Regions from separate parts of the Homo sapiens genome. Here region 1 is linked to region 2. A link is a loop called in an ENCODE intact Hi-C map of the cell type or tissue named here. Cell type or tissue: ascending aorta. All regions are shown on one strand. Each heading gives the region's core, and the rest is flanking DNA. Links, peaks and the distances in the headings are about the cores only.

Region 1 (15,555 bases), core at 4,611-12,610, 580 kb before region 2:
GATTACAGCCATGAGCCAACACGCCTGGCCTAGTAGTTTCTTTAAGGATTTAAGAACTCCTCCAGTCTTTAATCACTGTGTCTATCTCTTCAATGTAAATTAGGCTTATGGCAGACAAATGAATTCCTTCTAGGAAAGTTTCTGTGAGATCATCAATAATTGTAATTATATATCTAGGCTTATAAAGAAAATGTAGGGGCTGGGTGCAGTGGCTCATGCCTATCATCCCAGCACTCTAGGAGGCTAAGGTGGGAAGACTGCTTGAGCCCAGGAGTTTAAGATGAGCCTGGATAACATGGCAAAACCTCATCTCTACAAAAATTACAAAAATTAGCTGGGTGTGGTGGCATGTGGCTGTAGTCCGAGCCTGAGGTGGGAGGATAGCTTGAGTCCAAGAGGTTGAGGCTGCAGTGAGCTGTGATTATGGTACTGCACTCTGGGTGGGTGGGTGGCGGGCACCCACGGGAAAAAAAACAAAAACAAAAAAAATCCTTACCTTTCTTCAACTAAGGCAAAGTGTAAACCTTTAATAAACAAAGAAAAACACATTAAGGCTAACAGATCTGTCCAGTCAAATGCAAATATAAACAGCTGCAGCTAGGGAAAAGAGGGGAAGGGGAAGTGGGGGCTCTAACTGGATCTTGACTAATGCATATTTATTCATGGAAAACAACCATGAATCATTTAAAGAGAAGTCAGTCACAGGACTGGCAGAAGAAAGTGTAACACAGCCAAAGTCTGGTGCAAATAAAAGCAGAGTTGTATTTCCTCACATTCTTCTATAATGACTATAAAGTCTAGCCTCGAAGTACCTCTGTTCCTTTGAGCAAAAGATAATTTGGGGCTTATTTTTGGGGTTCATTCCATGCATGCTATTCTCTACATAAAACAGGGAAAACACATGTGCTTCATACAAAACCTGGTATCACATTAGCACCAAACAAAAGGCAAAACACACACTTATTTTTTCTTAATACTTAAGGCCATAGTAGGAGCTCATTTTTCTACTGAGTTTCTAGAAGAAACTCATTCTTCCATTTACAAGAGTCAAGTCTGTTTATTCTTGGTGCTCAGGAATAGGACTAGAGTGGGCAGCTATTCCTATCCCAGGAAATAAGTTTTTGAAGAACGGAAAGCAATTTGAATCAGGTCCTAAAACACACTCTAAAGATAATGGTCTGAAAAATGTTCACTCTAGATACATTCTGTAAAGAAAATTAGAATAAATAAAGCAGAATCGCTTTTTTGGGTGAGCAGGGAAGCATATAGCAGGGAGGGTAAACTGTGGACTTGGAGTCAGGCTGCCTCAGTTTGCATCGTATCTCTGTGCAAGCTTAGGCTAGCTGCTTATGTTATTGATATTTCAGTTTCCTCATGTTTAAAATAGGGTTAATGATACCATGGAGATAAAATGAGTTAATACATGTGATGTGCTTAGGACAGTGTCTGGCTGTTAACTGTGTTAGCTGTTATCACCATCCATATCATCAAGCCAACAGAGACATCCAGTGTAATCATAATCACCCCATCCCACACACACTTATTTAAAACAAAACTAAACAAAAAGGATACCAAAACATATTGGCCCTTTTTGAGCCATCTTCCCTTTGATGCTGCTTCTTCATCTCCATTCTTCCTTTTACCACCCAAAGTTTGGAAAGAACCATGTTTGCAATTTTCACTTTCATAGCAATAATTTATAGCCTGGCTTCCACCCAAAATATTCTGCTCTAATTGTTTTAGTTAAAGTCACTAAAGACTTTCTGTTAAATCAAATTATTTATTTTCAGTCTTTATGCTTCTTAATCACTTTTTAGTATTTCACACTGTTTACCCATCCCCACTTTTTGAAATAGCCTCCTTTCTTGGGCTTAACGTGACGACACTTTCTTCCAGTTCTTTTCTTGTCTTCTCCTCCTGATATATCTTTAATGACTCCTGCTTTCTGCCCATCTTTAAAATACTGCCAATCCTAGGTTCTATATTTTATTGTTTTTTTCTTATCAATCTCAAAGGAAGACACTAGTGTCTTTCACACAATCTAAGTGGTGATGGTGCCCAAGTTTATTCTATTCTAGACCTCATTCCTGTACAGCATTTCCAACAACTTAGAAGAGTTATCTGCTTGGATATCCAATAGAAATCTCAAACTTAAAATGTTTAAAGCTAAATTTATCTCGCTTACCTTAATCTATTCGTTCTTTTCCATTTGTTACCACAGTTAATGAAATATCACCATCTGTCTGGTCTTCCAAGATAGAAACTTGGGACTTACCCATAATTTCTTCCTCCTTAATCATTACAACTAATTTGTCACAGGTCTTATCAATTATTCTTGAGGAATATCTCTTAGATATAATCCCTTTCCTCTTTTCCCATTCCACTGTTGTTTATAGTGCTGTAATCTTGGAGGGGTTGCTGGTTCACTCTAAGCCTGTTTTGTCATCTGTAAAATGAGGATAATAAGAGCATCTACCTGATAAGGTTAAACGAGGAAATGTATGTTAAGTCCTTAATCAGAACCTAGGAAGTTCTCAATGAATGATAGCCATATAATTTAGGTTCTCAAGATGTTTTGCTTTTATTTTAATGGATAATCTTGCATCTCTCACATTTCTTTTGTATAAAGCCACCAAATATTTGTATCTGACATGATGATGTCCATCCCTACACTGCTACCCTTGCATCTCATTAACTCACCCCACCATAATCATCCAACCTAGTGTTACTACAGTTCTTGTCAGAGGGTATGTACATTCCAGTTCTTGTCAGAGGGTATGTACATTCCATAATGTTTAGTAAACGGATTTGTGAATAAAGCTAATATGATTTCCACTCTCAACTGCAGAGAAATGTGTATAGACTTGGTTTTGGTAGAACAGGAAGGCTAGGGGAAGACAGTTAAGGATGCAAACCCAGCCTTTGAAAATCACTGCTCTGTACTATATAATAAAAGAAAATGAAATCATTTGTTTGCCATCTTTCAGGAACACATTCCCTGTTTAAAGGCTACTGTCATAAACAAGAAGACTATTAAATAACGAGAGGGAAGAAAAACCATTTTCCAAGCTCTGTGCATGTCACAGGTAAGACTTGGATACTAGCCAAGGCACTTATAATCGGTGAATAGTATTTCCTATAGGAAGCTGGGGGAAGGGGGAAAATGCCTCAGAGTTAGTATTTAGAGAGGACAGTATGAATTTTTTTTTTTAAGACTCACTTTCATTTAGAAAAGTTATTGAGAAGGCTGGATCCACATCCATCCATTTAGTAACTAAAGTCTTGCTAATGTTACATGTTAAGTTTATTGTTATGTAAACAATGACTCATTTAACTCTTCATTATTGTAAGTACAATATGCATTGTAGCTTATGGAGAACCTAATTCTAACTACCAAGACGGTTACCTTCTAATGAGACACTGGTTTATGTTCTGGTCTACTCCATCTATAACATTCTTCTTAAAAATTTGACATGAATTTCCACTTCTGGCCAAGATGGAGTAAGCGGCACTAGATTAACCCTCCCACCTAAAGCAATAAACAAACCTTTACACAAAATATATGAAACAATAGGTTTTAAGACAGCAGACATAAGGCAATGAAAAACAGTGGTTCCTCAGATGGAAAACAAATGAGGCAAATCCTGTGACTGCCCACTTATTGCCTTGAAAGCATTTCCAGGCCACAATGTAAGAAGGGAGACTTCCAGTTTCCAGTTTCACATGTAAGGAGCTTGGAAGTCACCACTTCATCCTAACAACAAGTAAAAACCTGAACAGACTAAAAATTCAACAATTCCAGGATCCATAAGAGGTGAGGGCACAGGGCAAATCACTGAGTACAGTCAGGGAGTCACAGCTTACCAGAGTGGAAAATGCAGTGGGAACCAGAGCCAGGGTAGGAAAACCTGACTTGCTACTGACAAATTGCTGGAGGCTCCATGTGGACAAGTCTGAGAGTTAACAACTCCAGGGGCACTCAGAGATGGGGGCCGCCACCATTTTGTGTGACTTACCTCTAGGAGCCCAACCAGGTTCTCACAGTAAATACTGAAGAAAAATCCCCTCAAGCTTCTAGCAGAAGAAGGGGAAAAGTAACCATTTTGAAACATGCCAAAGCACAATGCTCTTAACAAGGCCTGCCCTCAGGGGAACCTAGTTCACCAGAGCCCAACCTGCTGGAGTATTATCAGTGCCTAACTGAAGGGAAGCATTCCTTGTGGGAGAAGGGAAATACCCAACTGTCTCCCACTCTAGTCCTCCTCTCCCACTGAAGGGGGGGAAGGAAAACAATACCTGAGGAACACTTATGAAGCTTACAGTTCAGAGGCACAAGCTCACTAAAAAACTGAGACCTACTTACTGAACTACAGAACGCTTCCTCATCCCCACAGCTCACTACCACATGATTAATAATAAAGGCCCACTTACAGCAGTTCCTTTAAAACAGTAGATCATATCCAGCTATCAAGAAAAAAGCACAAGGAATACTAAAAGGCAAAGAACACAATGTGAAGAGACAGGGTGAGCATCAGAACCAGACATGGCAGAGATGTAACACACAGACAGGGAATTTAAAACAACTATGATTAACACGTTAAAGGCGCTAATGGATAAAGTAGACAGCATGCAACAATAGTGGGTAATGTAAGCAAAGAGATGGAAATCCTAAGGAAGAACCAAAAAGAAATGCTAGAGATTAAAAAACACTGCAAAAGAGGTGAAGAATGCCTTTAATGGGACTATTAATGGACTGTATGTGGTCTATTAATAGATAAAAATCAGAGTAAAGAATCTCTGATTTTGAGGATGTATCAACAGAAACTTTCAAAACTGAAAAACGAAGAGAACGAAGACTGAAAAAAACCCAGAATAAAATATCCAATGACTGTGGAACAATTACAAAAGGTGTAAATATGCATAATGGGGAATACCAGAAGGAGAAAAAAGAGAAAAAGGAACAGAATAAATATTTGAAACAATAATGACTGAGAATTTTCCCCAAATTAATATCAGACAGCAAACCACAAGATGGTCGGAGAACATCAACCATAATAAATGCCCCCTAAGCTATACTTAGGCGTATCATTTTGAAACTACGATAAAGAACAAATCATGAAAGAAGCCAGATTTTTAAAATGCCTCATCTATAGAGGAACAAAGATAAGAATTACATGTGACTTCTCAGAAACCAAGCAAGCAAGAAGAGAGGGGAGTAAGATACTTAAAATGTTGAGAGAAAACCCCACCAACCTAGAATTCTGTACCCTGAGAAATTATCCTTCAGAAGTAAAGGAGAAATAAAGACTTTCCTGGACAAATAAAAATTGAGGAAATTTGTTGCCAGACTTGCCTTGCAAGAAATGTTAAGAAAAGTTCTTTAGAGTGGGAAAATAATATAGGTCAGAAACTAAAATCTACATAAAGGAAGGAAAAGCACTAAAGAAGGAATAAGTGAAGGTAAGATACAAACTTTTATTTTTTTTTTATTCTGAATTGATCTAACAGATAACAATTAGGAACAGGGAGGGGTATTACATAATGATAAAGGGGTAAATTCTCCAAAAACATATGAAGATCCTTATAGATCTCATATATAGATTTCAACATCCTTTTAACAGAAATGGACAGATCCAACAGGCAGAAAAATCAGTAAGGACACAGTTGAACTCAACGATACCATCAAATACCTGAATATAACTGACATCCATAGATGACTTTACCCAACAAGGGCAGAATGCACATTCTTTTCAAGTTCACACGGAGTATTTACCAAACCAGACCACATTCTGAACCATAAAACAGATCTTAATGAATTTAAAATAGAAAGCATATAATATCTGCTCTCAGATCACAATGGAATTATTAGAAACCAATAACAGAAAGATAGCTGGAAAATTCCAAAATACACAGAGATTAAACAATGCAAAGAGAGAGAACCCAGTCAGAATCTGACACATTCCCTTACTTGAGGAGGTGGAGCTGAGAATCCCAGGAGACCAAGGCAGTGAGAATTCAAGGGACAGAGTTCTGGGAAGAAGAAAGCTGTGCAGAAATAATTCTGGAGATCTGTGGAAATTAACCCTTGAGAAATCAATGGAGTACTCACTGGCATGTGTATGTGAGGAAACTATCCAAGGCTGAGAAAAGATCTATCCAAGATTAGAAAAAAAAGTATCTGCTTCTTACATAGGGCCAGAAATAGTACCTGTTCCTACCAGCCAGAATGGAAAAATTTACAGGACATTCGGCCAGGCACAGTGGCTCACGCCTGTAATCCCAGCACTTTGGGGAGCCGAGGCAGGCAGATCACCTGAGGTCAGGAGATCGAGACCCAGCCTGGCCAACATGGTGAAACCCCGTCTCTACTAAAAATACAAAAACTTAGCCAGGCATGGTGGTGCTCACCTGTAGTCCCAGCTACTCAGGAGGCTGAGGCAGGAGAATTGCTGAGACTAGGAGATGGAGACTGCAGTGAGCTGAGATCATGCCACTGCACTCTAGCTTGGGTGACAGAGACTCCTCAAAAAAAAAAAAAATATATACAGGACATTCAGTAGAATACTCAGAAGGGTCTTATCTCAGAAGTACCAAACAATTAGACCTGGAATACATGCTGCTGTGGTCCTGCTTAACAAATGATTAAGGCAAGACAGAAAACTGATCATATTGTCTGCAAATAACATTTCAGAAAAAAGCTTAAGAATATGTATAAGAATACAAAAATTTCTAACACCCAACAAGCTAAAATTCACAACATCAGATAACCAAAAAGAGATTATCAGGTATGCAAAGAAGCAAGAAAATATGATTCATATTTAGGAGAAACAAAATCAATCAATTGAAACTGACAAATAAGACAGATGTTAGAATTAGTAGAGAAATATCTTAAAACAGATTATTACTGTATTAAATATGCTCAAAAGGTATGAACAAGGAAGCTATAAGACTCAAATTGAACTTCTAGATATAAAATTAGAACATCTGAAATGAGGGCGGGTGCAGTGACTCACACCTGTAATTCCAACACTTTGGGATGCTGAGGTAGGCAGATCACCTGAGGTCAGGAGTTTGAGACCAGCCTGGCCAACATAGCAAAACCCTGTCTCTACTAAAAATAGAAAAATTAGCCAAGTGTGGTGGCGGCTGGGTGTAATGCAGCTACTCGGGAGGCTGAAGCAAGAGAATCATTTGAACCCGGGAGGCAGAGGTTGCAGTGGGCCAAGATTGCGCCACTGTACTCCAGGCTGGGTGTATAACAAAGAGTACAGAGAGAGACTCCATCTCAAAACTAACAAACAAACAAACACACACACACCCAGCTGAAGTGAAAAATACACTAGATAGAATTAGTGACACATTTGACGTTACAGAGGAAAAGATGAATGACCTTCAAGACAAAGGAATAGAAACTATACAAAATTAAAAACACAGAGGGACCCTCCAAAATAAAAATGCATCAGTGAACTGTGAGATAACTCCAAGTGGACAAATATAGTTGTAATTGCAGTCTCTGAAGGTGGGGGAAAGAAGATACATTTAAAGAAACTATGGCTACAAAATTTCCAAATTTGAAGAAAACTATAAGCCCACTGATCCAAGAAGTTCAATAAACCTCAAGTTTAAGAAACATGAATAAAATGACACTAAGGCACATCAAACTGATCAAAACAGTGATAAAGAGAAAATCTTAAAAGCAGCTAGAGAAGAAATGACATTAAGTACAGAGGAACAAAGGAAAGAATGACAGCAGATTCCCTGTCACAAATAATGCAAGTGAGAAGGCAGTGGATCTGTAGTTTTAAATTATGGAAAGGAAAAAAAATCTGTCAACTTAGAATTCTTTACCCAGTGAAAACATCTTTCAAATATTTCAAAAATCATATTAAAATAAAGACCTTTACAGACATATAGAGGCTGAATAAATTAATCACTAGCAGATCCACAATGCAAGAAATGTTAAAGGAAGTCCTTCAGGCAGAAGGAAAGACAGCAGATGCAAATATGGATTAACACAAAGAAATGAAGAGCACCAGAAATGGTAACGCATGGATAAATACATAAGATTTTTATCTTATTGGTTAAAACTCTTTAAAAGATAACTAACTGCTGTATTGTGGGGTATATAACATTTATATAAGTAAAATGTCTGACAACAACAACATAGAAGTTGGGAGGGGACAAATGGAAATATACATGGTGCAGAAATAATTAATATAACAGGTCTGAGGCTGCTCCCCTCAGAAAGCTTGCTTACAAGGTTGACTCTTGGCAGGAGTCTGGGAACTTGGATTTCAGGAGGGTTCTTACCATTCCCAGAACTGGTAAGAACGGCTCATTGTACCTAAACAGTTTGTATAAACAATGTGGTTTACCTGCTCCCCTTCTGGCTGCCTGGAATTTTGGTATGTGTTAGGCAAGGTGGGGGTCTGTATGACCACACGCCAATAAAAATCTTGGGTCATGAATCACTAATGCGTTTTCCCGGTATACAATATTTCACACATGTTGTCACAACTAATTGCTGGAGGAATTGAGTGTATGTTGTGTGACTTAACTGGGGAGGGTACTTGGAAGCTTGTGTCTAATTTCCTCCAGACTTGCACCATGTGGCTTTTCCCTTTGCTGATTTTCCTTTGTATCCTTTCATTATAATAAAGCATAGCTGTGGGAATGACTATATGTTGAGTCCTGTGAGTCTTCCCAGGGAATCCGTGAACTGAGGGGCACTCCTGACATAACTATTGTAATGCTCTTATACTATACATGAAATGGTGTAATATCACTTAAGGGTACACTGTAATAAGTTAAACCTACATAGTATACATGATACAGTGAACAAACAATAACAAAGAGTACAGCTAATTAACTAAGGAGATAAAAATATACAAATAATCAAAATGTGATAGCAAAATAGAGAAAAGCAGGATGAGAACAAGGAATAGATAGGATAAATGAAAAACAAATAGCAAGAAGATAAATTTAAACCTCCCCTAATTAAAAAAAAGTAAATGATCTAAATATTTCAATTAGAAGCCAAAGACAGATTGGATAAAAAAGCAAGACCCATCACTATGATGCTAATAAGAAGCTCACTGTAAATATAAATAAACAAATAGGCTAAAATTAAAGGTATGGACAAAGATAACTAATATATGCTAACACAAATAATAGAAAGGTGGAGTGGTTTTTATTATTAGACAAAGTGATTTCAGAGCAAAGAGTATCATCAAGGATTAAAAAAAGGTCATTCCCTAATGATCACTGGGTCAGTGCATCAAGAATACATAACAGTCCTAAATACACGCTCTAATAACAAAGCTCCAAACACAAAGAGCAAAAACTACAAGGAATAATACAGAAATCCACAAAATCCATTTTTGCAGCTAAAGATTTCAATGTCTCTCTTCTAATAATTAAGCGAACAAGTAGAAAATCAGCAAGGATATAGAAGACTTGAAAAAAACAATTTGACCTATTTGATATTTATAGAAGTGTCTACTGTAAAATAGCAAATTCTTTTCAATTGCATATGAAACATTTATGAAGACAGACTATATTTTGGGCCGTAAAAAATTCTGTATAAATTTAAAAGAAATCATGTCATACAAAGCATGTTCTTTGATAACAGTGAAATTACACTTGGAATCGATAGCAGAAATATATCTGGAAGTTCCCCAGAAATAAATACATGTAAATCAAAGAAAAAGTCAAAAGACAAATTTGAAAGTATTTTGAATGGAACGCAAATGAAATGCTTTAAAAAAAAGTAAAGAGGAGGTAATACTTTCCCATTACCATGATACTAAAACCAGACAAAGACATCAAAAAACCCTAGAAACCAGTATCTCTCATGAACATAAATACAGAACAGTAAATACAAAATTGCAGCAAATTGAATCCATCAATATATTAAAAAGTCATGACCAAGTAGCTTTTCTCTTAGGAATGCGAAGTTAGATTCAAATATCAATCAATGTGATTTGCAATGTTTAACTAAAAAAGAAAAATATAACTTCTATTGATGTTGAGGAATTCTGACAAAATCCAATATAAATTCCTGATTGAAAAAAAAGTATCAACAAACTAACAACAGCAAAGAACTTCCTTAATCTGATATGGAACATCTATGGAGAACATATTGACATAGCTAATGGTGAAAGACTGAATGCTTTCCACCTAAGACCAAGAAAAAGCAAGAATTTCCGCTCTCTTTGTTTCTACTCAACATTGTACTAGTTCTAGTCAGAGTAATAAGGCAAGAAAAAGAAAAAGGAAGAACTAAGATTATCTTTATTTACAGACAACATGATCATCTATGCAGAAAATCTTACTGAATCTATTAAAAAAAGTCATTAGAACTCATAAGTGAGTTTAGCAAGGTTTTAGGATACAAGAGCAACATGGTAAAAATCAATTGTACTTCTATATATTGGCAATGAACAATTAGAAATTAAGCTAAAAGCAATATCATTTACAATAGCATAAGAAATATGAAATACTGAAGGATAAGTATAAAAGATTTTCAACATTTATACATTGAAAGCTAGAAAATACAGCTGATAGAAATTAAGGAAGGTCTACATGACTGCAGAGATATACTATATAGGTTGGAAGATTCAATACTGATAAGTCAATTTTCTCCCAAATTATCTATCTTCCCCCCTCAAATTGATCTGTCTGTACGTCTGTCCATCCATCCATCCATCCATCCAATGCAATCTCCATAAAAACTCTAGCAGTTTTTTTTTTTGTAGAAATTTATAAGGCTTCACACGGAAATGCAAAGAATCTAGAATAGCTGAAATAACTCTAAAAAAGAAGACTGGAGTGTTGACATGATTTCAAGATTTACTATAAAGCTACAGTAATAAAGTATGTTATTAGTATCAATACAGAATATTATTAGATAAGTGAAACAGAAGTCCAGAAATAGAACTATATATCTATGGATGAATAATTTTTAACAAAGGTACAAAAGGAATCCAGTAGATGAATAGTCTTTACAACAAATGGTGCGGGAACAACTAGGTATCCGTATCTTCCCCTCCAAAAAGAAGAAACCGAAAAGAAAAAGAATGTTGACACATATCTTGCATCATATACAAAAATTTACTCAAAATCAATCAGATACCTAAATGTAAAACATAAAACTACAAAATTTCTAGGAGAAAATATTTGTGTCCTTTCATTTGTCAGAGAAATCTTAAACACGACACTAAAAGGCCAGTCCTCTAAGACATAAATTCACAAGTTGGACATCTAAAAACTTCTGTCTTCAAAAGACACTGTTAAGAGAATGAAAAGAGAAGTCATAAACGAGGAAAAAATATTTGTAAATCAAGTATCTGTTAAAGGACGTGCATCCAAACTAGATAAAAAAAGTTTCACAACTTAAAGAGGATGTTCAGATAGCAAATAGGCGCACAGGAAGATTTTCAATATCAGTTACTAGTAAATCCAAATTAAAGGCGCAGTGAGACATCACTACATAGTAGTAGAATATCAAAAGTTTAAAAGATTGACCACGCTGTGTACCAACAAGAATGGGGAGGAACTGAAACTCTCATACATGGATAGTGAGAACGAAAATGATACAACCACTTTGAATATCATTTTGCAGTTTCTTAAAAAGTTAAACATATACCTGTCAGATGATCTAGCCACCTACTCTTAAATATTTGATAGAATTCAATGGTGAAACCACTTGATCATGAAGTTTTATTTGGTGGATGGTTTCTGATAGCAGGTTCAATTTCTCAAAGGAAATAGAGACCCTGAGATATTTTATTTCACCTTGTGTTAGTTTTGGTAAGTTGTGCTTTTCAAGAAATTTGTTATTTTCATCTAAGTTGTTGCAGTTACTGGCATATATAATATCTCTTTATATTTTCTTATTATCCTTTCTATGTCTGTAGAATGTGTAGTGATATCTCCTCTTTCATTCCTGATATTAGTAATTTGTGTTTTCTCCCATTTTTCTTAAGCAATATTAAGATTCATAAATTTTATTTATGGGGTTCATAAATTTTATTTTTTCAAATAACGAATTCTGGCTTTGTTCATTATTGCTAATGTTTGTCTATTTCTTACTCCACTGATTTCTGCTCTTATCTTTATTATAATATTTCCTTCCTTTTTACTACATTGGGTGTATTAATTTCTTAGGGCTGCCATAACAAGTTACCACTAACTTTGTGGCTTAAAACAACCAAATTTTATTTTCTCACAGTTCTGGAGGCTAGAAGTCCAAAATCAAGGTGTCCCTAGGGCCATGCTCCCTCTGAGGCTCAAGAAAGTTTTTCCCTCTTCCTAGTTTTCGGTAGCTCCTATAAATCCATGGTGTTCTTTGGCTTATACAGCTCTATCACTCCAACTTCTGCCTCCAAATTCACATGGCCCCCTTCCTTGTGTACTTCTGTGTGACTTCTCTTCTTTTTAAAAAATACCGTCATTGGATTTAGGGCTCACCCTAATTTAGCGTGATCTCATTTTAATTTAATTACACCTGCAAGGTCTTAGTTCCAAAAAGGTCACGTTCTTAGATTCTGGGTGGACCTGAATTTTTGGGATACATTATTCAATTACACTGGGTTTAACAGATACATTTTAGAACCTCTGGATTCTGTTATGTTCCTCTCAAGTATGCTGATTTTTGTTCAAGTATGCTGATTTTTGTTCAAGTTAACTTAGCCGGATTCAAATTCTCTTCGGTTATAATAAGCAGCTGAAAAGTTCTTTCAGCTTCTGGGTGTTTCTTTATTTGCAGAGCTTATTAGGATTTCTTCTATACATATATGGTTCAGTAGTCAGCCAAGGATCTGGGGCAAGGCTTACACACACATTTTGGGACCTACCGCCTCTGCAGCTCCCTTTCTTTTAGAAATTCCTTGCTAACTTTCCAGTATTCTGCCAGCTTTGGGATTCTGTCCTTTGATACTTCAAGTAAGTAAAGCTGTGGCTTTCTGCCACCTGAAGCCATCCACAGATTGGAAAGAGTCCTTAAGCAAAATGCTACAAACTTGAAAATACAAGTTTGTCCTTATATTCCAAATATAAGTTTTGGTCCCTATATTTCAAATGTAAACTCACTTCCCACTTCCATCTGCTTTCTGCCACTCTCCAGTGCCTTCAAATAGTTATTTTTTGTATTTTGTTCATAATTCTTAATTGTTATCCATGGAAGGCTTAGTCCAAAAAGGCAATTCTTCCACTAACAAAAGCTGGAATTCAGACATGTTTTTATTATGGCTTTAAAATGCTTTAGCAAAGTGCGCATTCATTTGTCAGGCCAGAGGTGCCAGATGATGATTTTACCTCATTAACTCTGAGAGGAATATTTTTAGCTTAAAAATTCTCAGCAAGTAGTTCTTACAGTACAGCCAGTATAGCTACCTATTTATAGGTAGGTGTTAGCCAAAGTAAAAAAGACCTACTGAAGTTCCAGAAGCATTCAGCAGAGCAACCTGTCCCTATAGATCAGTATTACATAAAATCTACCTAGCAATTTTTCTAACCCTATCAGATTTCTGCTAATAAACAGAATCAGACAAAGAAGTAACAGATGTATTTAAACAAGTCATTTTTAGTGGAAAGAAAAAAGGGAGAAAGCAAGAACAAAAGTGACTAAGCTAGGAGACAGATATTTTCATCATATCTTAGTAATTAATTACTACAAAGGATGGTGGGAAGGACTCTTAAAAAAGCAACTCTTTTAAAAAGAGGAGGGAAAGGATCAACCTTCACTATTAGCAGACATCCTCAATAATTAAGAAGATATGATATTTACTTGGCAGCCTACAGTCTATTCTATATAGAGAGTAGGTCAATACCTAAACTGAATTAAAAAAAAACTAGGTTTTACTTTTTTACCCAACAATTAAAAAACATATCTGGGGTTTAGTTTTAACTATTTAGACTGAAAAGTACATTTCATCCTGAGATTTGGCAAATCTGTGAAATTCGAGAGTGTAACAGAATCGTGGAGAGGGTAAGAGAGAAATGAACTAAGTTAGATCTGGATTCTAGTTCATGGTTTATTATTCTATTACCCTGGGCAAGTGGAATTAACTGCTTTTGGAGGCAGTTTCATTAAATGTGAAACAAAGGACTTGGATGAAATCTTTAAGATTCTTTCTTAGTGCTAAAAAAAGCTTTACGTGAATCAGATTTTAAACATATGAGAATTGAGTGATACTGACTATGAACTAACCATGACTCAAATGTTATTTCCCTTGTTCCTTCACAGAATCCCTTTGCCACTTCATTTCTCCCCACTTCCCCATAATCTTTCGTAAAAAACAGGGTCAATGAAGTCAGGCATGTCTCTGAAAAGAACTCTCTAGAGCTGATGATTCTCAATCTAAGACCTTTCTAGAATTTGATCTAAAACTTTTATCTCACTCATAAGACATAGGGGAATAAAAGTTAAAAATGGGTGGGGGGGACTCCTTGGGAACAATCAGTTTATTTTTGAAAACACTATGTTCCTTGTTGAGGTGTCCTTTCTGTACAGTGCTCACCAGTGAGGATTGCTGCACCTAGTCTAAGACTTTCAGTCCTTTGAAAACATTATGTGATATGACAGGTGCTATATAAAAGCATGGGGTTTCAGGAGTTTAGTATTTCCTAGCAAGGCTTAGAGCTTTTTCCTTTTACTAGATCAGCTACACTCTCTATATATCTTAATTTACCTCTCCTTTGGGTCACAATCCTCTGTTTCTAATTTATAGCCCCTAAGATCATTTAACCACAGGTATTATATCAGGGTAGGTTATATGCTCAGACATAACAACTCTGTGACCTTTTGCAAATTACTTAACTCCTCTCTCCATCTTGATTTCTTACTCTGTAAAAGGGGATACATATACCTCATGGGGCTGTCATGATAATGTAGTTATTAGCATGAAACCTGGTACATAGTAAATGCTCAGTAAATGCTAGTGATGGTCATGCTTTCATCCTGTCTTCCCATTCTTGATGACGAACTCTGCTCAAGTCTTTTCACTTTACACATTTCTCAATCACTTTCAGGAGTCTTGGCAGCATCATGGACTTCCCCTCACCTTCACGTTTCAGTGCCATCTGTTGCCTACTCCTGATGTTTGTTCTTCCATAGGGGGAGAGGCTAATTAAAGCACAAAGCTACCCTCTTAAATTTTTAAGTGAATAGTACAGCATGGCTAACTATAAGCACAATGTTGTACAGCAGACCTCTAGAACTTTTTCATCTTTCATGATTGATACTTTATACCCATTGAACAGGAACTCCCCATTTCCTCTTTCCCCCAGCTCCTGGCAACCACTATTCTACTTTCTATTCTGATGGTTACTTTAGATGCCTCATGTAAGTGGAATCATGTCATATTTGTCCTTTTGTGACTGGCTTACTTCATTTAGCAGAATGTTCTCAAGTTTCATTCATATTGTAGCATATTACAGGATCTCTTTTCCATTGATATATAGACCACATTTTCTTGATCCATTCATCCTTTAACATTTAGGTAGTTTCTGTCTCTTGGCAATTGTGAATAATGCTGCAATAAACATAGGAGT
Region 2 (15,555 bases), core at 3,738-11,737:
CTGAAAACCCTGCAGTGCTGTTTATTAGATGTGCAAGCTGTTGAGGTCCTCACGGTCGCTTGGGAGGATATGGGACTATCATTGTTAGGACTAAGATTTAGCAGCTGCTAAGTGTACACATGGTGACCCTCTGGCTGAAAAGTAAGTGACGATCACATAATTGCTTATTATTAAACATGAGTAGTAATTAAATGGTCATCAATGGTCATATAACCGAATGAGCCTCTAGGATATTTGCCCCCCAAAAATAGAGGAGAGCAAGGATGCAGGGGCTGGTTGTGTATTACGTGTGGGCACCCGAACATGGAGGACCTGCGAAAAAGAGGAACCTGGCTGGGTGTGATGGCTCATGCCTGTAATCCCAGCGCTTTGGGAGGCCGAGGCTAGAGGATCACTTGAGCTCAGGAATTTGAGGCCAACCTGGCCAACATGGTGAAACCCTGTCTCTACTAAAATTACAAAAAAATTAGCTGGGTGTGGTGGCACACGCCTGTAATCCCAGCTACTTGGGAGGTTGAGGCAGGAGAATCGCTGGAACCCAGAAGACAGAGGTTGCAATGAGCTGAGATTGTGCCACTGCACTCCAGCCTGGGTGACAGAATGAGACTCCGTCTCAAAAAAAAAAAAAAAAAAAAAAAAAAGCTGGGTTCAAACTGTTAGTCATAAGAAACCTAGATTTTTTTTTTTCTGGCTCACATTCTCTCCTTAGACCCTGAGCTCTCAATTAAGACAACAGGCTGGGGCTCTGCCAAGATATCTCCTCAAGAATCTCACCCTCCTTTTGACCCAGGCCTGTCCTTCCTAAACTCTTCCATGGTTTAAATGCTGACATAAATTTCTCAAAGAAATACATTTTTTAAAAAAGAAAAGTACCAGAAGCAGGATATGATCCTTTGTTAACATTTCTGTAACCTTATTTTCATGATTCCACATCTTTTTAATGAACTTTTTATTGCACACTGAACTTCAAAGCATCCGGGGTTGATACAGGTTACAGATGGCCCCAAGAGCAGTGAGCCAATGCAAGCAACATTAGCCACCAGGCTTGCAAAGCAAACATGACAAACGACAAACAGTACAACCCAACAGATGAAGACCAAAGCCCTAAAGCACTGCCTCTAAAGAAACTTCCAGTAAATCTGTCCTGGACTAGGAAGAAGTTGCAAGGAGCAAGCTGGGAACCAGAGCAAAAAGCAGCAGGAGGGACCAGGGACACTCTTCTCTCACCACAAGCTCACATTGAACTGGAGAAACCCTGAAATTGATCTCACCCACTTAGACCACCGAGCAGTAACAGGTACAGATAACCAGTTAAGAGGCACCCAGGCCCGGTGCCGTTGATGCTGCCGGGAGGCTGACGCTGCAGTGAGCCATGATTGGTGCCACCGCACTCCAGCCTGTGTGACAGAGTGAGACCCTGTTTAAAACAAAAAACAAAAAAAGGCACCCAAATGAAAGTAGGAAACCAACTGGCTCTTGTTAAATTCACACTTCTTGATTTGCATCTCAGTAATTTCTCGTAGAAAACATTCAGAATCTGATGGTAACATTGAGCAAAAGAGAGGCACTAAGTCAGCAGAGAAGCCCTCCTTCCCTCTCCTTCATCTACCAGAACTGGAGAATTCACTCACATTGTGTTTCTTGGTTGTGTCTCATGAAGAGACCCAGTGATGGATGCCTCGTTTTTTTTGTTTTGTTTTTTTGTTTTATTTTTTTGAGACAAGAGTCTTGCTCTGTCACCCAGGCTGGAGTGCAGTGGCTCAATCTCAGCTCACTGCAACCTCTGCCTCCCGGGTTCCAGTGATTCTCCTGCCTCCACCTCCTGAGTAGCTGGGATTATCGGTGTATTGTGCCCGGCTAATTTGTGTATTTTTAGTAGAGGCAGGGTTTCACCATGTTGGTCAGGCTGGTCTCGAACTCCTGACCTCAGGTGATCCACCTGCCTTGGCCTCCCAAAGTGCTGGGATTACAGGTGTGAGCCCCCGTGCCCGGCTGACAAATGCCTGTTAATGGTGGTGATCATTTGTCATCCATTCATGCACTGCCCTGTACCAGGTGCGGAGATGAGGATCAGGGAAAGAAGCTACTAGACGCTAGACATGACGCCCTGATGTCCCTTTCCGTAAAGAGCTTGTCAAGGAGTTGAAAGAGGAGACACATATTTATAAAACCAGGAAATAACTGGAAAGTAGCACCTGTGCAAGAGAACTAGTGGACCCAGTGAATTCCTACAGGCTGTGAATTTGACAACATAAGCTCTTCCCTGGCTGGGGCTTCCTGGGGTTTCCTGCAATCCCATAAACAACTGGTCTCCTCAGTGAAGTTGTGAGCTATATGAATGCAAAGCCAGGCCTTCTATGCCTGCCTCTTATGATGCTGGGCCCACAGTGAGTCACATCTGACTGCTGACCATGTCCCTGGCACTATGGATACCAGGAACATTGAGTGTTTACTGACGTCCCAAATGATTTTGCCAGATAAGGAAGTGGCCTGCATGGGTTGGGGGCACTCATTAACAACTTGGGCACGGGAACCTTTATCTCTTTTATATCTCACAGGCCTCCAGTGCCTAGAAAATGCCTAGTACCTAATAGGTGCTTAGTAACATTCTGATGCACAGTCAACTACTGAATCAGAACCTACTTTTTGGCCAGGTGCGGTGGCTCACACCTTTAATCCCAGCACTTTGGGAGGCCGAGACAGGTGGATCACAAGGTCAGGAGATCGAGACCATCCTGGCTAACACGGTGAAACCCTGTCTCTACTAAAAATACAAAAATTAGCCGGGCGTGGCAGCGTGCACCTGTAGCCCCAGCTGCTGGGGAGGCTGAGGCAGGAGAATGGCGTGAACCCGGGAGGCAGAGCTTGCAGTGAGCCGAGACGGCGCCACTGCGCTCCAGCCTGGGCAACAGAGCAAGACTCTGTCTCAAAAAGAAAAAAAAAAAAAAGAACCTACTTTTTCCAGGAGGCGAGTCCTGAGTTATGTTTTGGAGAAAGTGATAGTACAAAATTTGCAGAGAACAATATTCTAGGTAAAGGAATACTTCCAAGTTCAACATATATTTATTTACTCAAAGATTTTCTTTCTCTTTTTGAGACAGGGTCTCACTCTGTTGCCCAGGCTGGAGTGCACTGGCGGGATGACAGCTCATTGCAGCTTTGAATGCCTGGGCTCAAGTGATCCTCCCACCTCAGCCTCCTGAGGAGCTGGGATGCATCCACCACTACACCTGGCTAATTTTTTATTTTTTGTAGAGATGGGGGTCTTGCTAGTTTACCCAGGCTGGTCTTGAATTCCTAGTCTCAAGAAATCTTCCCACCTCAGCCGCTATTCAAAGATTTTCTGCGAACCTACTACATACTAGCCTCTAAACTAGCTTCTGGGAATACAAAGATGATTAAGACACTCCTTTCCTAGAAGAGACTCAGAATCTAAGGAGAGAACACACATGTAACCAAGAGTATCCACAAATGTGCCTGTGTTGTAACGGAAGGTTGGGTCAGATGTGAGGAACACAGAGCAGTCGGATGAAATGGAGCGCTGCCATTCTCGCCCCTCCTTCAGCCCCTCCTCTAGGACAGACCTCCAGCTAGGCTCTTCGCGGACACGTGCCAATGCTTCTGAGGCCTCGCTTTTCATCCAATCAGATTGTGCCCTTTGCAGTCAGTGTTCCCACTTCTTTGGGAGCCTGGTGGCAAACCTGCTTCATTATTGCTCTCACCAATGGATCCACCGTGGGGATGATGTTGACCCAGAATCCTGGAGGGTTTGGCAGATGGGCAAGGGTAGGTGTGATGGGAAAGAGTGTTCCATGCAGAGGGAAATGGAAACGCACAGAGACATGGAAAGACCTGCATGTTTGGGGAAAGTCAGGGAGGTGTGTGGCCAGGGAGGGCAGAGAATGAGCCTAAGGTGCAGGCAGGGAGTGGGGCGGGAAGGGTTTGTGAGCGGCTCTGGAGGCCATGGAACAGTTTCCAGCCTGGGATTGGCAGGCCAGGAGATGTGGGTTTTGGGAGGAGAACTTGGGCAGCCACATTGCAGGGGAAAGAAACCAGCCGGGAGGCTGCTGCAATGGCACGGGGTAATAAGGGGGCCCGTGTGGGAGCATCAGACATGGGAAGGACAGGGCTGGGTCTGGGGTGAGGGACAGGCTGGCGGAAGCACTGGATGCTCGCTTCTGCAAGTGGCCGGCAGGAAGCTGGCCTTTCCTCCCATCGGGGAGCATCTCCAGAGAAGACAGGACCCACCAGCCTCACTTTACCCCACCTTTGAGGTGAAGCTAAATGGCCCTGCCTTCCCTCTCCTCCTTCCCTTTCAGCCCCCACACGGAGCACTCCGTTTGTCAGGGCCTGGTCCCCCATCCCCCGTGTCCTGGCTTCCTCCCAGCTCAGGTCTTGTCTCTATCTGATTATTACAACGATCTCCTGGAGCAAGGACCCTACTCTGTCTTCTGCCCCAGGTGTGCCGTTAATGGTGGAAAACTTCAGGCTAGGTGCAGGGGAAGGGAGCCCCGGGGCTGGCCGGAGGGGCAGGTACGATCTAGAAGCCATTCTCAAATCCCCGTTGGTTCATTCACGTGTGAGACTGGATGGACTGTGCCTACCCCAGTTCCTATCCACATCATTTCTACAAAACCGAAAGCTCTTCCCTCCAAGGCCCAGATCAACCCAAAATATGGGAAGCCCAGGTTTGGTCCACAGTCACAAAAACTTCCCACTCACCAAGATGCAGTTTCCTGATGGAACAAGAGTTGATGAGATAGATAACGATCAGCTGGCACAGAATCTAGAGGCAGGTGGAGGTTATCTCAGGAGCCCAGAGAAAACGGAGGCAGTGGCTAGCCCAGTCCTGATGCATAATTTACCAGGCAACCAGGACCTGCTACTCTAGATGAAATTCCATCCTTCCCCTGCCCTCCCTCTCCTTGGGCACAGAAACGGTCCCAGGGACTAAAGCTGCCTCCACACTGGCCAGGCAGTTGCCTCAGTAACAGTGTCCAGCACCCCTTGTTTTGTCCCCCAGCCTGTCACAAAGCCCCTCTTCTTCCTGGGGAAGAGCACCAGGCCCTCTGCACCGGAGCCCACATCCTTGCAGCCTGGCACAATGGGCTCCCACGGAGTACACAGTGTTTCTTATTGTGGCATAAAATGCCATAAAGTCAGAACAAAGAGTGAGCCCAGGGCCTTGATGGGTCTGCTGCTTCCTGCCGCGCAGAGAATACAAGCGATTGTTTCAAAGCCAGTGGTGAGGCAAGTGGCCAATTAGCACGGCCTTCACCCCCACAGCCTGTAAATGTGATTCGGACCATCAGAATGGGATTCTGCTATTCAGATCAATTGCTCAAAGGAAGCGAGTCTGTTCTCGCTGCCAAATTTAGAAGCCCGAGACAGCAAAGGTGACCCAGGTTATGGCTGCAGCTCTCGTCAGGATGAGGCTGAGCCCTGCCAATGCTTAGCACTCACCCAGCCCTCAGCACCTCTGCCCATTTTCCTGCCCCTTTAAAGTGGTGTAAGGGATTCCTAGAACGTTGCTGCGACTAGGAGGTTATACATCTGTTCACAATCGTATTGGAAAAAACAATTCATTTCTCATTGTCTTCTTTCTTGTAGTTGTCAAGAAATTACCCACAACCCAGAACAGAGGAAAATGAAAGTAGGTTTTGGGGGCCAGTCCTGCCATTTTGAGGGTGTTTGCTAAATTACTCTTTTTCTGTGACTGTGTGGAACCAAATGCCATGGAAGGAAGGAATGACCACCACCCAGAGGCAAAAATAACCCCGCAAAGCTTGGGAAAGTCAGCCGCAGCAAACAATCAGGAAGGCGAGGCCAAGTTCACTGGATGCAGAGCAGATAAGAATTTTAATTCATCCTGAACGCAAGGAAAGGCGCCAACAAAGGGAAGAGGTTATCTTCCGGCATGAGATAAGATTTGTTCCTTTTCCTTGCTGGGATTCTCCAGCGTCCAGCACTTGGAGAGTTTGGGGGTTGGTTTTTTTACTGCCAGGATTCCTCTAGGAAAACCCTCCCCAAGCCCTGGCAGGGGCTGTCTGGCCCTTACCTGAAGGGACCACATTCACTCACAAGCTAGTGGCCTTGGTGGATTTGGGGTCTGCTGAATTCAGAGGTTGAACAAAGCAAACAGGTCTCCCAAGAAAGGGCCCTCAAAGCGGGCAAGACGGCTCTCTGCAAACAGGTTCGAGAAAAGCCTTCTCCCTGTTCCTTTTTCCATTAAAAAAAAAAAAAAACGACTGGAGAAAAACGTGCTTAATAAAGCAGGCGGGCTCGAAGTCAGACTCGGGAAGAACTTCATCAGGAGGCAGAATCAACACCGCAGTGAATCCAGCGGTGTGTGACAACTGGGTCCCCAGAGATTCTTCTGGGGGAAAATTTCACAACTGCCTGTCCAAAAGCCCTTAGAACAGTGGCTCCCACATGGGCTTTGCCATCAGAATCACCCGGGAACTCACCAAAAACTCGGTTTCCTGGGCCCCGCCCAGAGATTCCGCTTCAGGCGATGGGGTGGGGCCCTGGAATCGTGTTCACACCGGACCCAGGTGATCCTGACACAGCCGACTGCGGGGGTGCTTTTGAGAACTCCCAGTAGTCCTGCCTGGAAGGCGCGAACCAGCTCAAAGCTGCTCGGGGTGGGGCCCAGATTACGACCCTAGAGAAGCCAATTTATTATTCCGGGCACGCAGCCCTGCGAAGCCGAACTGACCATTTTCAGAGACCCGGAGAGGGCCCTGCTTTCCGCTCTTTTCCACAAAAGGAGCCCGGGAGCCCCAGCCCGGGCGCAACCGCGGGGTCTGGCCGATCCCAGCGCCCCCTCGCGCGGCCACCCCCGACCCCGGCCTCGCCCCCCCGGGCCTCCAGCCTCCGCAGCCGGGAAGGGCGCTGCGAGGTCTTTAAAAGACCTTTGTGTCGCGGGCGCACGCCGCACCTCCGGGGAAAACGCCCTGCGCCTCGGCCCCGCGGCTCCCCGCCGCCGCCCGCCCCGCGCGTCCCAGCCTCCGCCTCGGCGAGGGCCTCCCGCTCCGGAAGGGGCGCGACGGGGAGCCCGGCCTGGTTGCTGCGGCCCCGCGCTCCGTCCAGCCGCGGCCGGGAGGACAGGGCAGCAGGGTCCCGGCGCCGCGCCCAGGCGCCCCCTCCCCAGCCCCGCCCCGGAGACGCCTCGCTTTTCCCGGTCCGGGGAAACCTGCGGCGACCGGGCGCGCCCGCGTGGCTTCCGCTGGGCAGGGGCGACCCCTAGTGCCCAGGGCGAGCCGCGCCGAGCAGGACCGAGCCTTTCCCCGCACACCCTGGAGCCTGGGCTTGGGGCACCCTGGCCTTGAGCCCCGGCCCCAGGGAAGACCGACGTCTCCGGAGGGCAGAAGAACATCCCTAGGGTGGTGCTCCGAAAAGAGTCGCCACGGGAGGCAGGGAACCTGCCGCCCTTCCCTGCTGCTCCGAGGCAAATGGTCCCACAGAGGGAGCGACCCACACTCATTTGTCATCCTTCCTCCGGGAACTGGGACCCGCTGGAGGATCCACCCCATCACCAACCCTCCCCTGCCGCTCTCGGCCCCAAGGTGGAGACAGCCAGTTCTCCCCTGGAGGCCCAGGCCATCTCCACCTGCCCCCAGCTCAGCACACACCCCAGACACGGGTGGGCACAGCCGAGGCCGAGGAGAACCCAGCACAGAGGGACCATCCTGGGGTGCTGACCAGTCGCAGCCTTGGCCTGGCTTCCCGCCAGAGCCGTTCTCAAGACAAGAGCCAGGGTAGCCATTGGCAGAGCCATGGGCACCCAGCCTCCCCCATAGGCCACACTCCCTTGGTCCCCTGGCATCCTGGCATGACTCGCCTGGTTGGCAGCACTTTGTTAATATGGGTTGCCGGAGGTGAGTCACAGCTGTGACCTGCTGCCCTAGCTCGGTTGAGGTACACAGGAGGAAAAGAGGCAAAACATCAGGGCACACCAGGTAGCACAGAGAGGTGCCAGCCTCTTTGTGACTCTGTGGTGCCCATGCCAGCCTGCTGACCAGGCCCCCCTCCCTTGCACGTGAGAACCAAAGCCTCACACAAATGCCACAAGTGAAACCGAGGTTAGGGCAGCTGGGGAGAGTCCCTGGGTGTGCCCAGGAACCAGCACCAGGACAGCTGCTTCCCAGTGGCACAAATAACTTCCCAGTGTCACCAAGACAAGGGGTGGTGGGTCGGTAGTGGGGGCAATACCTCCTGCAGATATGCAAACAGATGAGGACAGGGGCAGGAACAGGGGCGGGTGTGAGGGCCCTTGGCCAAAGGCTGGGCCAGAGCACCTCCCCAAACACCCAGTCAAGGCTACTGGCTTTTGGAGAAAGCGCAGGATGGACGAGGGGATGGGGGCAGCTCAGGGGCTTGGGCTTCCTTGGGTAGAACTGAGAGGGTGAGAGGGTCCAGGTAGGATTGAGGGGATGTCAGTTGCTCCTGCTCCGTGCAACAGTTTCTTCCACAACAGGCAGAAACTTTCTTTCTTTTCTTTTTTCTTTTTTTATTTTTCTTTTTGAGATGGAGTCTCGCTCTGTCACCCAGGCTGAAGTGCAGTGGCACGATCTCGGCTCACTGCAGCCTCTGCCTCCCAAGTTCAAGCGATTCTCCTGCCTCAACCTCCTAAGCAGCTGGGATTACAGACACCCGCCACCACCCCTGGCTAATTTTTTGTATTTTAAGTAGAGATGGGGTTTTGCTATGTTGGCCAGGCTGGTCTCGAACTCCTGACCTCAAGTGATTCGCCGCCCCCCGCCCCCCGCCCCTTGGCCTTCCAAAGCGCTGGGATTACAGGCGTGAGCCACCACGCCTGGCTTAAACTGTTTCTAAATTGTCAGAGAGCATTCACTCAAGCCAAGGGGGAAAGAAACATATTGAGACAAGAGTTTCCCCGAAGAATAAAGGAGACCACCCACCCCCACCAACTCCACCTCCTCCACTGGGACTGCACTGCGTCCCAGTGCCTCTTGCTCTCCCTCCCTTTCCCCGTCCTATCACTTGTCCCTCTGCATCCAGCCATTGATTTCTGAAAGACTCCTGAAACACCTGGGTCCGTTCCCCCTTCCCTGCCAAATTAGGAAGCGGGGGTTCAAGTGGGGCCTTACCCTGAGAGGAAGCAATGGCCCCTGCAGCTATTCAGCCTGAAAACAAGTTCTGCACCAGGCTATGTGGGGACGTGGAGATGACCAAGATGCTGTCTTTGGGGGAAGCTGGTGTGGCTGAAACCCCAATGGGGCAGTCTGTGGATTCCCCGGCCCCAGACTGCAGGTCTCTGTTCCCCACACGGTTCCAGGCACTGTGGCCATGTGGGTGGCTGGGCCTCAGGGATGGGGTGGGAGAAGATGAAGCAGCAGTGCCGTGCCCCCTGTAACAGACCCACGGTCTGCTGCGGCCCTCCAGCCTGAAACACCTTCTTGCCTTCCAGATTCGGAGTTGGGAGATGGAAATGAAGGCAGCATTTCTCAAAGCCAGGTCGTCTAGCAAGGAAGCCAACTGTGGAGCTCGGCGGAGACCTCTCCCGCCAGCCCTTCTTTCTACGTCCCCAAGTGCCTCCCTCCCTCCTCCTCTTTACTGAAACTGAAACCAAAGCGTTCACAGTTAGATTTTCACCTCGTGCCACTCTCTTTTGGGGTCTGGCTTGAGCATCTATGGGCAGCCACAGCGACCAGTCTAGTCCCAGACAGCACAGGTCAAGCAGCGTGGGACTGTGGAGCCCCTGGCAGGCTGGCCTGGTGCTGCCCCCTTAGCCCAGAAGCCCTGCCAGGTCCAGTGGCCTGGGGTCCCACTGCTGAGGGCACCTGCCAGGCCTCACTCCACCCTGAATGGACTCGAGCCATGTATTCATTCAGTAAACTGACATTATTCTCCCAGCTTCGTTCATGTTTATTTCACTTGCCTTGGTCAGAGGCCAAGGGTCTCAAGCTGGAGGGAGAGGGAAGCACATGTCACAGCCCACATCTCACCTCTACTTCTCCCTTGCTCCCACCATCACTGGGGATGCTACATCCTGGGCCCCCATGGGCTGGGGCAGGCTGGATGGTGGCTGCCCCTGTAGGTACCCACTTAGGACCCAACTGGGGTGTGGACTCCACACTTTTTTTCCTGATTGCATCTTAGGGCCCAAAGACCAAGTCAGGACTTGGGGTGGAAGGTCAGAGGGTTAGTGAGAAAATTGTGTGTGCGAGTGTGTTTGAGTACGTGTGTGTGTGTGTGTGTTTTTGTTTAAAAAAAATTGTTTTTTAAGCCAAAAAACAATAAAAGAGCTGGACATGGTGGCTCACACCTGTAATCCCAGCACTTTGGGAAGCCGAGGAGGATGGATCACTTGAGGTCAGGAATTGGAGGCCAGCCTGGCCAACGTGGCAAAACCCTGTCTCTACTAAAAATACCAAAAAAAAAAAAAAAATTAGCTGGGCGTGGTGGTGGACATCTGTAGTCCCAGCTACTTGGGAGGCTGAGGCATGAGATTCACTTGAACCCCTGCAGTAAGCTGAGATCGCACCACTGCACTCCAGCCTGGGCAACAAAGCAAGACTCCACCTCAAAAATAAATAAATAAAAATAAAAGGGCCAGTTATGGTGGCTCATGCCTATAAGCTCAGCACTTTGGGAGGCCAAGGCAGGTAGACCGCTTGAGCCCAGAAGTTTGAAATCAGCCTGGGCCATAGCGAGACCCTGTCTCTACAAAAAAAATTTAAAAATTTGCCATGTGTAGTGGCATACCCTCGTGGGCCCAGCTACTCGGGAGGCTGAGGTAGGAGGATCGCACGAGCCTAGGGGGTCAAGGTTGCAGTGAGCCATGATCGCACCACTGTACTGCAGCCTTGTAGACAAGGCTACAAGACCCTGTCACAAATAATAATAATAATAATAAAAGATGGAGGGGACAAACTACGGTACATGCAAAAATGTTATGCTAAGTGAGAAAAGCCAGACACCAAACACTACATAGTATATGATTCATTTTACACAATTTCTAGAAAAGGCAAAACTAGAGAGACAGCAAGCAGATCAGTAGTTGCTGGGGGCTGGGAAAGGAGCAGGGATTGACTGCAAATAGGGTCCAGGGGACTATTGGGGGTGAGTGAGGTGTTATAAAGCTGCTTTGTGGCAATATTTACACAACTGGATAAATTTGCTAAAGCTCATTGCCTCTATAGATTTTCTAAAAAATGGAGGGAGGGACAGAGAAAGGGCAGAGAGAGGAGAACGAGAGAGAAAGATGAAATGAGGAGGCGGCACTTCTCCCCCCTGCCTTTAAGACTTCTCAGACTAGGAGAGGCCCCTGCTTCCCCGACTCACCCTCTCCTAGGGGTCTCAAAGGATGAGATTTTTGCGGCAAAGGGGTGCCCTGAGCTGAATTAAGGAGTCAATAGGGTTTTAGGAAGGCCAGGCTTGACTCACCTTAAAATCTGGTCCCACTCTTCCGATATGTTCCAGTTAAAGTGATGCAACTCTTGAAAACCAACCAGTAGGTTCGCTGGGCACAGTGGCTCACGCCTGTAATCCCAGCACTGGGAGGCAGAGGTGGGTGGATCACCTGAGGTCGGGAGTTCTAGACCAGCCTGACCAACATGGCGAAAACCCAACTCTACTAAACACAAAAAGAATTAGCCAGGCATAGTGGCACATGCCTGTAAACCCAGCTACTTGGGAGGCCGAGGCAAGAGAATTGCTTGAACCCAGGAGGCGGAGGTTGCAGTGAGCCGAGATTGCGCCATCGCACTCCAGCTTGGGCAACACAGCGAAACTCCATCTCAAAAAAAAAAAAAGAAAGAAAACCAGTAGTAGTTTCAACCAGGCAGCCTAGACCCAAGATCAAAGTTAAGAGCCATTCGAGTCGAAAATATCTCCATGATTTAAATAAAATTCCTAAAACCTCAAGTTCCTCCACTCACAAAAATGGCCTCAAACTCTATGAGAAAATGAGCCTTTTGAACTAAACTTTAAGGTTGACTAAAGATTTGTCCAGGATCCAGTACTGAGGAATGTATAAGAAGGGACAGTGCACGTCTAAAAATAAGTTTTTGTAGAGAGCGGAATGGAATTTGAGGTGGCCGTGTAAACATCCTGACAGCTTGAATCCACAGTAGGATGTGACAGTGTTTGAGGCAGCTGAGGAGACCATCACAGGTTTACATCAGAAAATCAGGTTTTTGAAAAACTGTACTCTTTTTTTTTTTTTTTTTTTTTTTTGAGATGGAGTCTCGCTCTGTCATCAGGCTGGAGTGCAGTGGCATGATCTCAGCTCACTGCAACCTCTGTCTCCTGGGTTCAAGCGATTCTCATGCCTCAGCCACCCGAGTAGCTGGGATTACAGGCATTCGCCACCATACCCAGCTAATTTTTGTGTTTTTAGTAGAGACAGGGTTTCACCATGTTGGCCAGGATGGTCTCGATCTCCTGACCTCATGATCCGCCCACCTCAGCCTCCCAAAGTGCTGGGATTACAGGCGTAAACCACGGCGCCCGGCCAAAACTGTTTCAGGGATTTACCCAACCAGGAATGCTTCCCATGAGGTCCAGGGTGGGGTAGACATTGAGGAGCTGGGGACTACCCACACTATCAATTTGATTTCCTGGCAGGAGTCTGCCTGCCATATGGGGCTTTTCATGGCTTGAGATTCCAAGAGGACAGCCTCATTTATTAAAAGGCAGTGATGAGGCCAGGTGCGGTGGCTCACGCCTATAGTCCTAGCACTTTGGGAGGCCGAGGTGGGCGGATCACTTGAGGTCAGGAGTTCATGACCAGCCTGGCCAACATGGTCAAACCTGGTCTCTACTAAAAATAAAAAAATAATTAGCCAAGCCTGGTGGAGGGTGCCTGTAGTCTCAGCTACTCAGGAGGCTGACGCAGGAGAATCGCTGAAGCCCGGGAGGCAGTGAGCTGAGATCGCGCCACTGCACTCCAGCCTGGGTGACAGAGCAAGACTCCGTCTCAGAAAAATAAAAAATAAAAATAAATAATGCTAAAATATAAAATAAAGCATCCCCAATGGTATAAATGTCTAATACGTCAACCGAGCCCCACTTTATTTCTATGCATTGTACCCCACAGCCCAGGAGACCCAGGTGTCCCTCCGCCACTGCTTTGGGAAGGGAGGCCGTGGAGGCTCAGAAGGAAAGAGGTCATTCTTAGCCCTCAAGTCTCAAAATAGCCCTAAAACTCTCCAGAGATGAGAGGTTGGGACAAAGTTCTTTAGTCCCCAGGCCTGACTACAAGATCTCGAGGGGCTCTCTGTAGCCCTGTTGCCCACCCCACAACACGTTTTCCAGTGCAGGGAGGAGAGGTGGCATGGCAAGTTCTTCACCTTTGTGCCTTAGCTTTCTCATCTGTAAGAGGGGGACAGTAGCACCTACCTTATGTTGTATTGGGAAGATTAAGTGAGTTAATACGTGTTAAGCAGTTAGAACAGGGCGTGTACATAGTAAATAATACCTATTTTGTTATTATCATTGTCATGGAGGAATAGTGGGTCAGAGGCAGTGTTCTGAGCCCCCTGCAGCCCCAGTATGAGGAAAGACACCATCCAAGGTTCCCCAAGTCCCTGAGGGAGATGCAGAAGGGCAGGACACCCCTGCATAAGCCAGCGGGGACATAAATGACCGGGAACCAGATGTCCCTCCCCCAGCTGTGAAACCTGGACGCTCCATAGGACCTTAGAGGCACCTGGAAATATAGGCGAAAATCCCAACTGCACTAGAAAACCTTAACTGACCAGGATTTCCCTGAAATGGCTATAACTAAAGCTCTGCCATCAGCCGATGCAAGGAGACAGTTAAGGTTCTGCACTCCTCACTGTGTGGCCTTGAACCTCAGCGCCCCCAGCGTGTCCACCTCCAGCAGGAAAGGCCTGCCCACCGCTCCTCCTCCTCCCCTTTCTCCAGCGCTGGCATCCCGCCTGCTTGTCTGGCCAAGGAAGGATTGAAATCTGTCCCTCAAATGGTGCTGGTTCTGGTGGGAGTGAAGCCTGCAGGCTTTCCCCGGGGCCTCTTGGCAGTCCCAGCCCCGAAGATAAAGAAAATCAGGCCTGTCCGGAACATCTCGGTACTTTCATCTGGTGCTGGTCTTTCACAGCCCCCTTCATTTCCCTGCTGTCCTTTGCCCGCCCTCCCTCCCTCCAGCCTGCCTTCCTCCGGGTCCTCCCTCAAGTCGCAATTCTTTGCCTTGTGCCTGCAATGGACTCAAGCCCTGGTGCTCGAGGCGGCTTGGCCGGGCTCAGGTGGCTCCGTTCCAGGAGAGCCATGTGGTGTGGCTGGCGGCTCCTCACCCCTGCGGCCTCACAGGGCTGCCCACTGGGCCAGGCCAGCTCTGCCAGCACACCTTCGAGGAGGCCATCTCTGGCGCGACAAGAAGCGGTTGAGAGAATGCTGTTCTCTGGAGAGCAGCCGCATTCTCCCATTCATTCACGGATCCAGGTGGCCAGAGCGGGGCGGGTTAACCCTGCAAGTGAAGGCTGGGCCTAGCGCCTGGCATACAGTGCTGATTGCCCAGGCCTGCCAGGATAGGCTTGGGGGCATCTGCCACCCAGCAAAGAGCCTGGTATGTAGAGGAGGTACTTGATGTATTGAAATGAAATGAGCAGAAAGGAAGGAGACTGCCACCAGGGCTATCCTGAGCCAGAGGGTGAGTGGCCGGCATCCAGAGCCTGCCTCCTGCCCCTTCAGAGAGATGCAGGAGCCTCCCTTAGTCATCTCTGGGCAGGCTTAGAACGAGGTCTAGGGGTAGCCTCCAGGCACCCGTGACGCTGTCTGAAATGCTTGCAGGTGGGTGCAGGGCCCTGGGGAGACTCGTCACCTGAGCAAGGCAGAGAGACGTGAGGAGAGCAGGCACCAGCCACTGACGAGGGCAGCTCTGGCCACTGGGGTCCTCCGTCCCTCCGCTGCTCCCTCCCACCCCTCAAGCTAGTGATCCGGACCTCACTCCTTGACCTTTCTTCTCTCCCGAGGTTAGAGTCACTAGGGTCTTGGGGGGCCTCTCCCCCAATGTTTCTTGTGGTGTTGTGTCTGGAGTTGGTTCCTTCCAGTGGGTTCGTGGTCTCACTGACCTCAAGAATGAAGCCTCGGACCTTCACGGTGAGTGTTACAGCTCTTTTTTTTTGTTTTTGAGACAGAGTCTCGCTCTGTCGCCCAGGCTGGAGTGCAGTGGCACAATCTCGGCTCACTGCAAGCTCCGCCTCCTGGGTTCACGCCATTCTCCTGCCTCAGCCTCCCGAGTAGCTGGGACTACAGACGCCTGTCACCACGCCCAGTTAATTTTTTGTATTTTTAATAGAGATGGGGTTTCACCATGTTAGCCAGGATAGTCTTGATCTCCTGACCTCATGATCTGCCTGTCTCGGCCTCCCAAAGTGCTGGGATTACAGGCGTGAGCCACCATGCCTGGCCTAGTGTTACAGCTCTTAAAAGTGGCACGGACCCAAAGAGTGAGGAGCAGCAGCAAGATTTATTGTGAAGAGTGAAAGAACAAAGCTTCCACAGTATGGAAGAGGACCTGAGCGGGTTGCTGCTAGGGGTGGGGTGGGTGGGGAGGACACAGCTTTTATT

What was found. A loop is a pair of places that touch in the nucleus more often than their neighbours do. Peaks named below come from ENCODE experiments on the same cell type or tissue, not always from the same donor. Only the 100,000 strongest peaks of a DNase experiment are listed, where the experiment ranks them.
Region 1: a loop joins it to region 2, with 2.1 times the contacts of the local background. A loop is called at or near these places in 2 of 110 quality-filtered maps.

What each region holds. Positions count from the first base shown.
Region 1 is chr17:63,278,671-63,294,225 of GRCh38, reverse strand. The region is part of intron 9 of TANC2 (tetratricopeptide repeat, ankyrin repeat and coiled-coil containing 2); the gene reads right to left. Among named protein-coding and RNA genes, the nearest start is that of CYB561, 160 kb to the left of the region's middle. In ascending aorta, for the core only: no CTCF peak of the experiment used is centred there; no DNase peak of the experiment used is centred there; H3K27ac peaks cover 1,115 bases.
Region 2 is chr17:62,695,637-62,711,191 of GRCh38, reverse strand. MARCHF10 (membrane associated ring-CH-type finger 10) reads left to right here. Exons shown (of 11, transcript NM_152598.4): 10 at 5,611-5,653; 11 at 9,434-9,878. The coding sequence ends at 9,489. MARCHF10-AS1 (MARCHF10 antisense RNA 1) reads right to left here and starts at 4,986. Exons shown (of 3, transcript NR_147886.1): 1 at 4,723-4,986; 2 at 3,585-3,760. RefSeq lists an enhancer at 4,867-5,658 and silencers at 6,521-6,747, 6,926-7,335. In ascending aorta, for the core only: a CTCF peak has its summit at 7,254 (motif pointing left); DNase peaks (open chromatin) are centred at 4,104, 7,231 and 7,801; H3K4me3 peaks cover 2,454 bases; H3K27ac peaks cover 1,209 bases.